Linked DNA regions of Mus musculus: region 1 is linked to region 2. Evidence: chromatin contacts called from ENCODE Hi-C or POLR2A ChIA-PET data. All regions are on one chromosome and are shown on one strand. Each heading gives the region's core, a stretch centred on a gene start or an enhancer-like site at or near the end of the contact. The rest is flanking DNA. Distances are from core to core; before and after follow the strand shown. Region 1 overlaps Ston1 (stonin 1). Region 2 holds the start of Fbxo11 (F-box protein 11).

Region 1 (5,254 bases), core at 929-3,428, 560 kb before region 2:
CAATACCCAGGTAGACTGTTAATCTTTACAAAGAAGTCTTGAGCAATCCCATCCACCAAATGAGCTTGCCAGACGCACACAGCATCCCAGCACAGACTAGAGCGGACATACCTTCTCAAGCACACATGGAGGAGTACAACAAGGAAGAGTGCATTATCTTAGACCACATGACAAGCCTTAAACTTAGGAAAACTAAAGTAACATAAGCACTTCTGTCTTATACAGGTGGGGAGGGGGTTCCTAGAAATCAATAGCAAAAGGGGAACTCTTGCTTTTGTTTTTCCACCAATGCAAATTGACAAACAAGCGAATTAATATCAAGTGAAGACATTGTGCAATCATGGTTTCAAACAGAGGGGGATGTAAGGGTAAGCTAGAAAATACTGTGAGACAGAAACACAGTCGGGGGTGGTGGCGCACGCCTTTAACCCCAGCACTCTGTGAGGCAGAGGCAGGTAGAAGTTCCAGGCCAGCCTGGTCTGTAAATCAAGTCCAGGACAGCCAGGGTTACACAGAGAAACCCCGTCTCAAAAAAGAAAAACAAAACGAAACAAACAAAACAAGCAAAAAAAAACAAAGAACCAAAACAAAGCAAAATCTCACAGATTTCTAAAATCCGCAATGAAAGTCATGCTAACAGAAAAGACTACAGCCATAAATGGCTACACTAAAAATAAGGGTAAGCTCAAAGAAATTCCACAGCTCTATGCTTCAAGAAGCTAGTCAACAGACAAGCTAAAGGAGAGTTAGCTCAGGTAAAACTAACAGAACAGCAGGGCTGAGACGCATGCAGAAAGAAGACAAGAGGACGAAGAGCGAGCCTTTGAGCCAGTGCTGTTGAAAATGGATGAAAATGAAAAACACAAGATATTTGAAGTCAGCTTCAGAGAGCAGAAAGTGAAGCAATGAATGTCAGAGCCTGGAAAGGGGACAAAAGGGGAGCCACTGTTTAGAGGGTATAGCATTTCATCTGTGCTGGGGCTCAGGCAGTCCACACAGTCCTGTTGAAAACGTGTAAGTCCTTACAGCTAGTTTAGTGAACAATGGAAAAAGGAAATTAGAAATAAAAAGCATTCCAGTGGAAGTCACAAAAATAAAAAGGATTGTACAAGACTGTGGGTAGACCAACCAATAGGAGAGCTATTCTGCACTATTCACTTAAAGTTGTGTTACAAAGGACAGACTTCATGTGCCTTCCCACAGACACTCCCCACACACACACTGCTGGGGTGGGGTGGGGATTTAGGGGGACTTTATGAGGAGCATACACAGGAAGGTTGGGGGCATTTGACTCAAAGCTTTGTTTGTTTGCTTGCTTTTGTTTTTCAAGACAGGGTTTCTCTGTGTAGTCTTAGTGGTCCTAGAATTGACTCTGTAGACCAGGCTGGCTTTGAACTCAGATCCGTCAGCCTCTGCCTCCTGAGTGCTCAGATTAACCACCTGGCAAGTCAACTGAATCAAATCACTAAGTCTTCATTGGAATGATTACTAGGTAGTCACTTTGTTAGTGAAGTGGAAAGCTAGAAATCCAATAAGTTTATAACACACTTCCACCCCATCCACCCACCCCCAAAATATGTGAAGTTTATCATTCAGAGGGTCTTGACTCACGGCCTATCAAACAACCTGTGCTGTGTGTGCATCCATACATTCCTCTATACATACATTCCTCTGTACAGACTGAAGTCCCCCATCAGTAAAGGGCTACATTCCTGTACATAGCCTGAAACCACCCATCAGCAAGGAGAAAAAAAAAAATCAGGACTGACTGAGATACAATTCATAGGCCACTTTCAAAAAACAAAAACAAACAAACAAACAAAACCAGTGTGCACTTATGTACTTTTTAGATTAATAACAGAGTTGTTTGTCCATTGCCGCCAACTTCAAAACATTCCTCCTGCTCCCAAAACAAACCCTAGACCAACCCCAGGCACTCTCCAGCCTCCCCTTCTCCTGGGCCCCGGAATTCACTAACCTACCCTCTATCTTTATGAATTTGTCGCCTCTATGAACATTTCTATTGAGCAAATGCTGTCTCCTTTGGTATAACATAAATTCTTGAAATTAGTCTGAAGACACCAAAGGTGAGGAGCTTTAAGAAGCACATTCCTGAGGGTAGTGAAGTCACAGGAATCCTGGGCACTGCTCTGCCACTGGCTGGCTGAGTGCCCGGTCTCTTCAAAAACCAAGGGTTGGTTACACTAGAACAGTTTTTGGAGTTCTTTCCAGCATTAAAGCAATTCTATGGCAATTGATATCCAAATCAAATGTGTATGTTCAAAAGCAAAAACTATTCCCCACTCAGTTCCAGGACCCTCAGGGCAGAGAAGCCCAGTGCTGGGACTGTAACTCAGGACGAGTATTCTACCACTGAGCTACACCCATTATTTTGAACCCTCCTAGAAGGAGCCCCATTGGACGGAAAAACTGAGACCTGCTGGCACAAAGCTGCTGGGTAAAGCCTCTTTCCTCCCTCTGGGCCCCTGCTTGTTTGATTCACTCAAGCTTGGAAAAGAGCTGACACAAATAAATAGAAGGGGGAGCCTAGGACTGGGCTGAAAACAAAGGCCTCTGCGCATTCCTGGGGGCTCTAAACCCACAAGAAGGGGCTTGAGGCCAGGCCAAGGCCGGGGTGGAGGGCAGGGGGAGGGAACCTCACCGTCGGGCTCTGCCCAGCAGAAGCAATGGCCAAAAACATCAGCCCCTGGGACCTGGCAGAGCCACCAGGAGGATCAGAGGTCCAGGCCCATCCTCGCCCCACCCTCAGAAGGAATCCAGTCCAAACAGCCCTTCGGAGGACAAGACGTCCTGCAAATATTTACTCCAGCAGAGTTTATTATGTTAGAAGACAGATGAGAGATTTCAGTGCAGTCTTGCTGGGATCCCCGCCTAGCGTCTGCCCCTTCTGGTTTCCCTGGGTAGTTTGGGAAGATGGGTGTAGTTTATTTTTCTCTGCCTCTTGTGAGACAAAGAAACTGATTTACACACACACACAAAGAAATTAGCCCATTGCTTTGTAAATGGACGTACCTCTACCCCCACCCCCATTTTTTTGCACACCTTATATAATACCTATGATCTTGAACCCCAAATCCATGCAAAGATTTCTCAATCCTGGCTCCCCAGCCAGTGGTCAGTCTGCCTCCAAGGTCTCTGGTTGGTCCTCTACAGATGGGACCTCAGTGGGAGGCTGGTCTGGTTCCCTCAGTGCTCTGTCCCCTCCTGCCTGCTGCACATCTCTCTTATCTCTGCTTCCCCTCCCTCAGTATCATCCTTCTCCCACATCCCCTTCCAGTCAGCTAGCCCAAAGTCAACAACTAGTGCTCCAACCAAATGCTTTCCTTTCTCCAACCCCGTCCCTACCCCAGAGCCTGGCTCAGAAGGCCCTAGGCCTCTGGCAGGGGAGGTAAGCACGAGCGAGCTTGGCAACAATCTTCCTTCCATGGTTCCTGCCCACAGCTGCTTCAGAGCGCTGGAAGGCAGCTCAGCTTAGTGCAGTCTCCCTTTACCTCCCCCCGCACACCCCCAACCCACCCCTTCCTCCCGCAGCGCCCCCCACCCTTGTCCCCTCCCGCTGCCGCCATCTCCTCTGAGTCCCTCACAGCCACCCCCACCCCGTGTTGGCAGCCACTTGGATCAGAACAAGCTCCTGCCTCTCTTGATACCCCTCCCCCCTACTCACTACTGACAGCCATGCATGAGCAATATCTCATTTAAACAGCATTTGGGCATCTTCCAAGGTCTGGAATCTAGTTGGTTCAGGGCCCAGGAATTCCTGTCTCCTTCCTATCTCTGCTACTTCCTTCAGAGGCAAAGATTCCTCTGTCTGACTCAGGCTCCTTCCCTGCCAGTGAGGCCATGGCCTTCCTGTGGCCCCAACCCTTCAGAGGTCTGTGTGCAGTCCATCTGGATTAGGAGCGAACTTCTAGAACATAGCTCCAGTTAGGCCCAGAAATATGGCAGGACACCAAGATCCTATCTAGGGCATAGAAATTTTATTATGGCAGAAATTTCTAGAAACCCGTTTTTGATATTTAAGACTCCTCAGGGAGATGTTTGCTTCTCTGTAAAACAACAGTTTCTTCACAGTAGCCAGTCTCATAGCGGCTTTGGGACGACTGAACTTGAGAGCAAGTTAAAAGTAGCTGTGTTTGGCTATTCACATCAGGAAAAACGGGGCTGCAGGAAACCATGACACAAGCCTTTTCCCCTTCAACAAATCTATCAAGTGCATTCAGAATCTGCTAAGAGTTTAACCCCCTCCAAATTAGGGGATCTCCACAGCAATTACCCCTACCCTGTTCTAAAGGGTGGGCTAGAAACAGAATAGGCTACAGCAAAGCTAAAAAAAAAAAAGATACATTATTCTTTCTGCCAGTTAAGAAATCAAACTCTTGTACTACAGAGATAACCACAAATAAGGAGATGGCTCAGTGGGAAAAGTGCTCACCATGCAAGCATAAGGTCCTGAGTTTGAATCCCCAGAACACAAATAAAGCCAGGCACAGCAGAAAGGAGAGAGACAGAGAGAGACAGAGACAGAGACAGAAAGAGACAGAGACAGAAAGAGACAGAGACAGAAAGAGACAGAGACAGAGACAAAAAGAGACAGAGACCGAAAGAGACAGAGACAGAAAGAGACAGAGACAGAAAGAGACAGAGACAGAGAAACAGAGAGAGACACAGAGAGAGATAGAGAGAGTAAGTGTGGGTGCGTGTGTGTGTGTGTCTGTGTGTGTGTGTGTGTGTGTGTGTGTATGTGTGTGTGTGTTCCCAGCATGCCTATGGCCAGTGGAAGCTCAATAATCAGCTAACACGGCCTGGTATACACAGAAGCAAATGAGAGACCCTACCTCAAACTGGGTGGAAGTCGAGGACCACCCAGGTTATTCTCCAGCCTCCACACTTAAAACAGGGCACTGACACCAGCACTCACATAGATAAACATGTAGGCATGCACACATGCACCATACATACAACCCACACACAAGATAAAAGCAACAATACCTTACCTTCAACAATAACATTATCACATGCCTTGCAGGTTCGAAGCTCTACTATGAAACATCATCTCTAAGACTATCCCAGGATAAACTTTCAAGTCAGAGGGAAACACTGCCTGTTCTTTCAGTCAGCTTTATCAAGCAGAGATCCTGTCTCATTTGTAAAGACATTTTCTACTTTTTCTACAAAAATCCGGCAAAAAGTACAGAACTCCATACATTGTTGATAAAATAACCTCAAGTGGACT
Region 2 (5,736 bases), core at 854-3,353:
TGGCTGTCCTGGAACTCACTCTGTACAGCAGGCTGGCCTCAAACTCAGAAATCCACCTGTTTAATGTAATTAGAATTATGGACACAATTATAATATGCTACTTCCAGATTTTTAAAACTCTTCCCTCAATGTTTATTAAATCCAACCATAAATGCTCATTTTTACCCAGTTAACAACCATGACATTTTTAATACTGTTTATGTATTTAGTCAGATAGGATCTTGTTTCGCAGATCGGGATAGCCTAGAACTTGCTATCCCTTCTGCTTCAGCCTTCAGAATTCTGTGAATATAGGCTTTAGCTACTCATGCATGACTCGAATTGTTGGATTTTTTTTAATAAAATAATTTCTTAAGGTTTATGTGTGAGTTCTGCCTGCATGCAAGTCTGTACACCAAGTGCATGCCTGGTGCTTGCAGAGGCCAGAAGAGGGGGACAGATGCCCTAGAATTGGAGTTACAGATAGTTGGAGCTACCATGTGGTTGCTGGGACTGAAGTGAGACCTCTGGAAGGACAGCCAGTGCTCTTAAGGGATGAGCCATCTTTCTAGCCCCTCAAGATATTTTTCAAATAGCTGTCTTCACATACAGGTTTTGAAAAGATTGTGAGTCTTTGAAAATCACATGACCAAAAAAGAAAAAAAAAAACCCAGCAATTGTACATCATATGATAGGTTATTATTTAAATGGCAGGAGATGTCTGACATCTAGAAGGGTGATTTGCCAACAGTGGTGGCGAATGCCTTTAATCCCAGCACGTGGGAGGCAGAGGCAGGCGGATTTCTGAGTTAGAGGCCAGCCTGATCTACAGAATGAGTTCCAGGACAGCCAGGACTACACAGAGAAATTCTGTCTCAAAAAACCAAGAAAGAAAAAAGAAAAAAAAAAAGAAAAAGAAAAAAAGAAAAAAAGAAAAAAATCTGTAATTTACACATAGCACAATACCGTAGACTTACCTCTCCTGTGCGTCCCTTAGAATTCACTTTTCTCCCTCCCTTTCTGAAGCTTTGTAATGTTTTATCTATCTTAAGCCTAGAAAGCAATCAATGAAATTCAAGTAGAAAATCACTGACAGCTCCGAAATGAGGGAATCCAGAGATAAACCACTAGCTATGCAATAAGGAATAGTGAGCGGAGTACATTTTCAGTCTTCATAACGGCGGCCAGGGAATAGAAACACATTTTCCTTGGGGAGAGATTGTGCTAAGGGGACCAGACACAGATACAAAAGATTATTCCTCTCGGGGGTTTATCTTTCTTGACTTCGTGGGACCTAAAACAAAACCAATATAATCCATCACAACCTCCACCCGTTTTATTTTACTTCTTCCGGAACACCATGTAGACCACTTGCCCCCCCCCCCCCCCCAAAAAAAAAGCCTAAAGCAAACTAACTTGGTTAAAGATCTAAAACATTCTGAAAGTTTGGGCGACAAAAGCTGGAACCGACTCCAGACTCTCTCTTAAGTTCTCAGCAGAGCCGAAACAAGATTTCTTAAGGTTTGCAAATAAATCCCTTCAGCTGGACTAAAAACGCACAGAGCCTGGAGCGCTCCCTACAGCTGAGAGCTTGAACCTACCGAGCCCAGAAATCCGGAGTTACCCAAGACGGAGTCCCTCACTCCTTGTGGCGTTTAAGAGAACCAGGTGAAGGTTGGGGTGGAGGGAGGCTGAACCGGCAAAAGGCAGGATTAATCACTTCTCCCAATTGCATCAGCAGCCCCCGCCCTTCCTTCAGAGCACCTCCTATCCTAGAACCTTCGCTACGTACTGCCGCTCCTTCGCCCACCCCCGGCTCCATTATATGCCCTGATACCTCCCCATTATCACCCGCCCTGCCACACTCCCCCCTTTCCTCTTTCCTCCTCCTCCTCCTCCGTCGGGGAAGGAGGAAACCCGAGAGAGGAAACAGGGTGTTGGAGGAAGGGGGCTCCGCGATAAGAGAGGAGGCTCCATTGGCTCCGACACCGTACGGGCGCTTCCCATTGGTCAGGCCCCGCCGGAATCCACGCCCCCTCTGTCCCCGCCCCCGCCCCTCCCCCGCCGGCTCGCGGCCCTCCCCCCGCGCCCCCCGGCCAGCCCCGCGGCGGGGAGGGACCGACAGGGCTTGAGCGGAGAGGCTCCGGCGGTGTCAATGGCTCCTCCTGCCACGGAGCAGCAGCAGCAGCAGCAGCGGCAGCAGCAGCAGCGGCAGCGGCGGCGGCGGCGCTGGGGCTGAGGAGGGAAGGTTCCTTTAAGGAGGAGGAACGACGACGCCTCTTTTGCCCCTATCTCCTCCCTTTTACACTCATTTCCCCTTCGCCGAGGGTGGGGGTGGGGGGGGCGGAGGAGAGAGAAGAGGCCGAAGAAAGAGAAAATTCCTCGCAGGGCGCTCTTTCAGGGGGTGTGGGGGGAGGACGAGGAACGGAGGAGCCGGGCGCCCCCCGCGCGCTCCCGCCCCGCTCGGCTCGCCCTCTCCGAGATCGCCCGTCCGCCCACTCCCCCCGCCGCCGCCGCTGCCGGAGACGCCGCTCGGGAGTCGGCGGGCCCGGCTCGTCTGCTCGGCCGCCGCCGCGCTTCGCCTCGGGCTCCCCAGGCGGACGGACGCCCTTTCTTTCTTTCTCTTGCCCGGCCCGTCTCTCTGTCTGCGTCCCTCGCGGCCGCCCCGCCCGGCGGCCTCGGCCTTGCCCGTGCGCCAGGCCCGGCCGGCGGGCCTCGCTCAAGCTCCGGTGGTGCCCCCAGCCTCCCCGCGGAGCCGGGGGAAGCTCACGCCCGGTGGCCCCCCGGTCCCCGCGTCCCCGGCCGCCCCGCTCCTTCCCGCTCCCCACCCCCTTCCTCCCCGGCCCCGGAGCTCGCGGTGCGTGTGCGCGTGAGTGTGTGTGTCCCTCCGCCAACGCCGCCACCTCAGCCCGGCAAATGAACTCCGTCCGAGCCGCCAACCGGAGACCCAGGCGAGTGTCGCGGCCGCGCCCGGTGCAACAGCAGCAGCAGCAGCCCCCGCAGCAGCCGCCGCCGCAGCCGCCTCAGCAACAGCCGCCGCCGCAGCCGCCCCAGCAGCCGCCGCAGCAGCAGCCCCCGCCGCCGCCGCAGCAGCAGCCCCCGCCGCCGCCCCCGCCGCCTCCGCCGCCGCCTCAGGATCGGAACAACGCCGGCGAGAGGGGTAAGGCCGCGCTCGGGGCCTGGCTGGGCGGGCGGGAGGCCGGGCGGGGGCGGCGGCGGCGGCGGCGGCGCGCCCGGGGTGGGAGACGGAGGCCGAGCGGAGGCGGGTCCCACCGTGCCGCAGTGTTCGCCTGGGCCCGGCCCGGCCGGGCCTGGCCGGCAGGAAAAGCCGCGGCTGCGCGATCCGCCCGGGCTGCGGCTCAGGCCGCGCTTTGTTTGGTTTCGGGGCTGGCACCCTCCGTCCCCACCCCTCCTTGGGGCTTCCCGGCTGGCTCGCCCACCCCACGGGAGTCTGTTCGCGGCCGGGGGCGGGCAGGAGGGTGGGATTTCCCCCCTTTCTGCGCCTGGCTCGATCTGGGCTCCCCCTTTCTCGTGGTAGGTGGGGGGACGGCTGGCTGCGTGGGGCGGTGAGGCTGGCCGGGGAACTTGTTTTCCCCTTCTCTGTGGGCTCCCCCTTGCCCTGGAGGAGGGGGAGAGGAGCGCCGGAGTGGTCCGCCGCGCTGGCTGGGGAACTTGCGTGCCCCCTTCCAGGTCGCAGGGCAGGGGGAGCCTCGGCCCCTCTCTCGACCACAACATCTTTGCTGCACAGTTTGCCTTTAGTTACAGAACCCCGGGGAAGAACCCGTTAAATCAATACCTTTAAATAAATAAATATAGAAGCTATCGGCCATTTCCAGCCCCCTCCCTCGTGTGCAGTGCAGTTACCCTTCCGCTGTGTCGTCCCCCTTTCCTCTCCAACCCACTACGCCACGGTGCTCCCCTCGGTCTCCGGGTGGGTTTGAGCACCCTCGCCGTAGAACGGGCCCCTTGGGATCGTGTGTGTAGCTGTATGTAGACGAGCGCGCGCCCGCGCGCGTGTTGTGACCAAGGCCTAGTGAAATGTGTCATTTGGACCCAACTGTGCTGCGCTGTCTGGTAACCACCATTGTCTAAGGGCTGAGGCTCCCTGGGGTTGGATTCTTGCTTTAGCAAAAATAATGTTCGGTTTTGCTTGAATGATGTGGTTACGTGGAGAGAGGTTTGTGAGATGAGAGTGTTGCACCTTGATCTCCAAACATAACTAGTCTCTTTATTAATGAGCTGCTTGCAGCGGGGTGTAAGTCAGCACGGTATTTTGTGTATGGTTGTTTTAAAGAGGAGAATTGTTAGGAGACATTTTGCGTGTTTTGGTTGGCGGATTAAGGGTAATTTTTACATGCGTTGGTTGTCACACCTCCTTTGATTGAGACTCCGTTTAAATATAATTTTAAAAATTGTACATTCTTTAACTGCTTCATTGTATTTGATCAAAATATTTATCAGATGAAGGAAATTGCTAGAAAAACAGTTTAAAAGGTTTGCCTTAGTCACTGTTACAATAGTCTTTGAGAAAGCAGCTGGCTGTATGTTATTTGAGAGATGTTTCAAACCGGCTAGGAGTCTTTTGCAACATGGTTGGTAAAACTGTTTTAATGATTCTTTGGTACATTCACTAATTTTTGACAAATTAAAAAAATTGTCTCATGTTACCTTTCACTTCCACGGACCGGAGTTGTCCGATGTTCCGTTCAGATTACCAGGTCTTGTAGAATTGACATGAGGGAAAAGAAGCACCCTTGAAATGTTACTGACGTGGTCTCAGAGTAAGCCTTGTAAAGATGCTCTGATCTACTAGAAGCACATCACCCAAAGTGTCAGCCAAACTCGATTAACTCCCATCGTGTATTTCTAAATGTTTAGTCTGCATTCCTGTTTCATCACTTGCTATAATTCCCACTCTACTTGAGATAGACCCTGGGCATTTTCTTCATTTATTCTAAATTATTAGTTACCAAAGTCTGTTTCTGCTTGCATCTTGGTCATTGATAGTCACATGCCAGAGTGTCAGTTTTCTTTTTATTGTTGTTCAAAAGCTGACAAAGATGTTCTTGAATTGTGGTTTCATTACGTACTTAACCATTGGTAAGTAATGTGCACTCCAGGGTTGTTGCTCTGTAGCAGCAGTAGGAACTGTTCTGAAGGTTCAGTGTTGGCACAGAGGGGATAAAAACTCCCTGATTAGCCTTCAGGGAGAATAGTGAGTCTTTCCAAGGGCAACTAAATGGCCTTAAAAATGAATAAACATTAAGATGAATTAAGATTAAAATAATGAAGATTTTGCTAGACTTGTAGAAAAATAACCTTTAAAAGGTTAGCATTCTTATTATATTTTTAATGTATATTTCATATATTGATTGGAGCCACTTAAAAGTAGCTTTTCTCTCAAAAGTTTTAGAGGGTATACAGAGTATTTTTAGTTTGAGAAAATTCTATTATTAATACTTGTTTATAGGTATACTGCAGTAATCTTACAAGGGGCCAGCGGGCTAGGTCAGTGGGTAAAAGCCCTTGTCACCAAACCTAATGACCTGTCTCTGAGTGTTCTATCCCTGAGACCCATGTGATGGAAAGAGAGGACCAACCCCTTAGGTGATTTTCTGACCCTCTTATATACGACCATATACACATACACATTAAATAAATGAATAATAAAAATTTAAATGATTTTATAAGGGAATTAAGGAACTAAAACTAATGTGTTTGTAGTTATTTTTTCTTTAAGTCTTGATGAATATGCAA

What was found. Hi-C counts contacts between places; a loop is a spot of excess contacts on that map. ChIA-PET counts read pairs that join two places held with the same protein, here RNA polymerase II (POLR2A).
Region 1: a loop to region 2 is called in a map of heart, with 2.8 times the contacts of the local background. The contact joins the enhancer-like site here to the promoter of Fbxo11 in region 2. A Hi-C loop is called at or near these places in 2 of 37 maps with a recorded cell type or tissue (T-helper 17 cell and heart). POLR2A ChIA-PET finds 5 or more read pairs at or near these places in 1 of 5 experiments (Patski).

The regions. Positions count from the first base shown.
Region 1 is chr17:88,627,647-88,632,900 of GRCm38, reverse strand. All of the region lies in intron 1 of Ston1 (stonin 1), which reads right to left. Among named protein-coding and RNA genes, the nearest start is that of Ston1, 3.7 kb to the right of the region's middle. Within about 2 kb of position 2,178, at least 2 of the 3 ENCODE cell types and tissues checked have a DNase peak (open chromatin) inside an H3K27ac peak, as active enhancers do; they include heart, where a contact is called at or near this core.
Region 2 is chr17:88,062,412-88,068,147 of GRCm38, reverse strand. Fbxo11 (F-box protein 11) reads left to right here and starts at 2,103. Exons shown (of 23, transcript NM_001081034.3): 1 at 2,103-3,139. The coding sequence starts at 2,896. It overlaps Gm45950 (a long non-coding RNA gene), which reads right to left and starts at 2,023. Exons shown (of 2, transcript XR_385899.1): 1 at 1,581-2,023.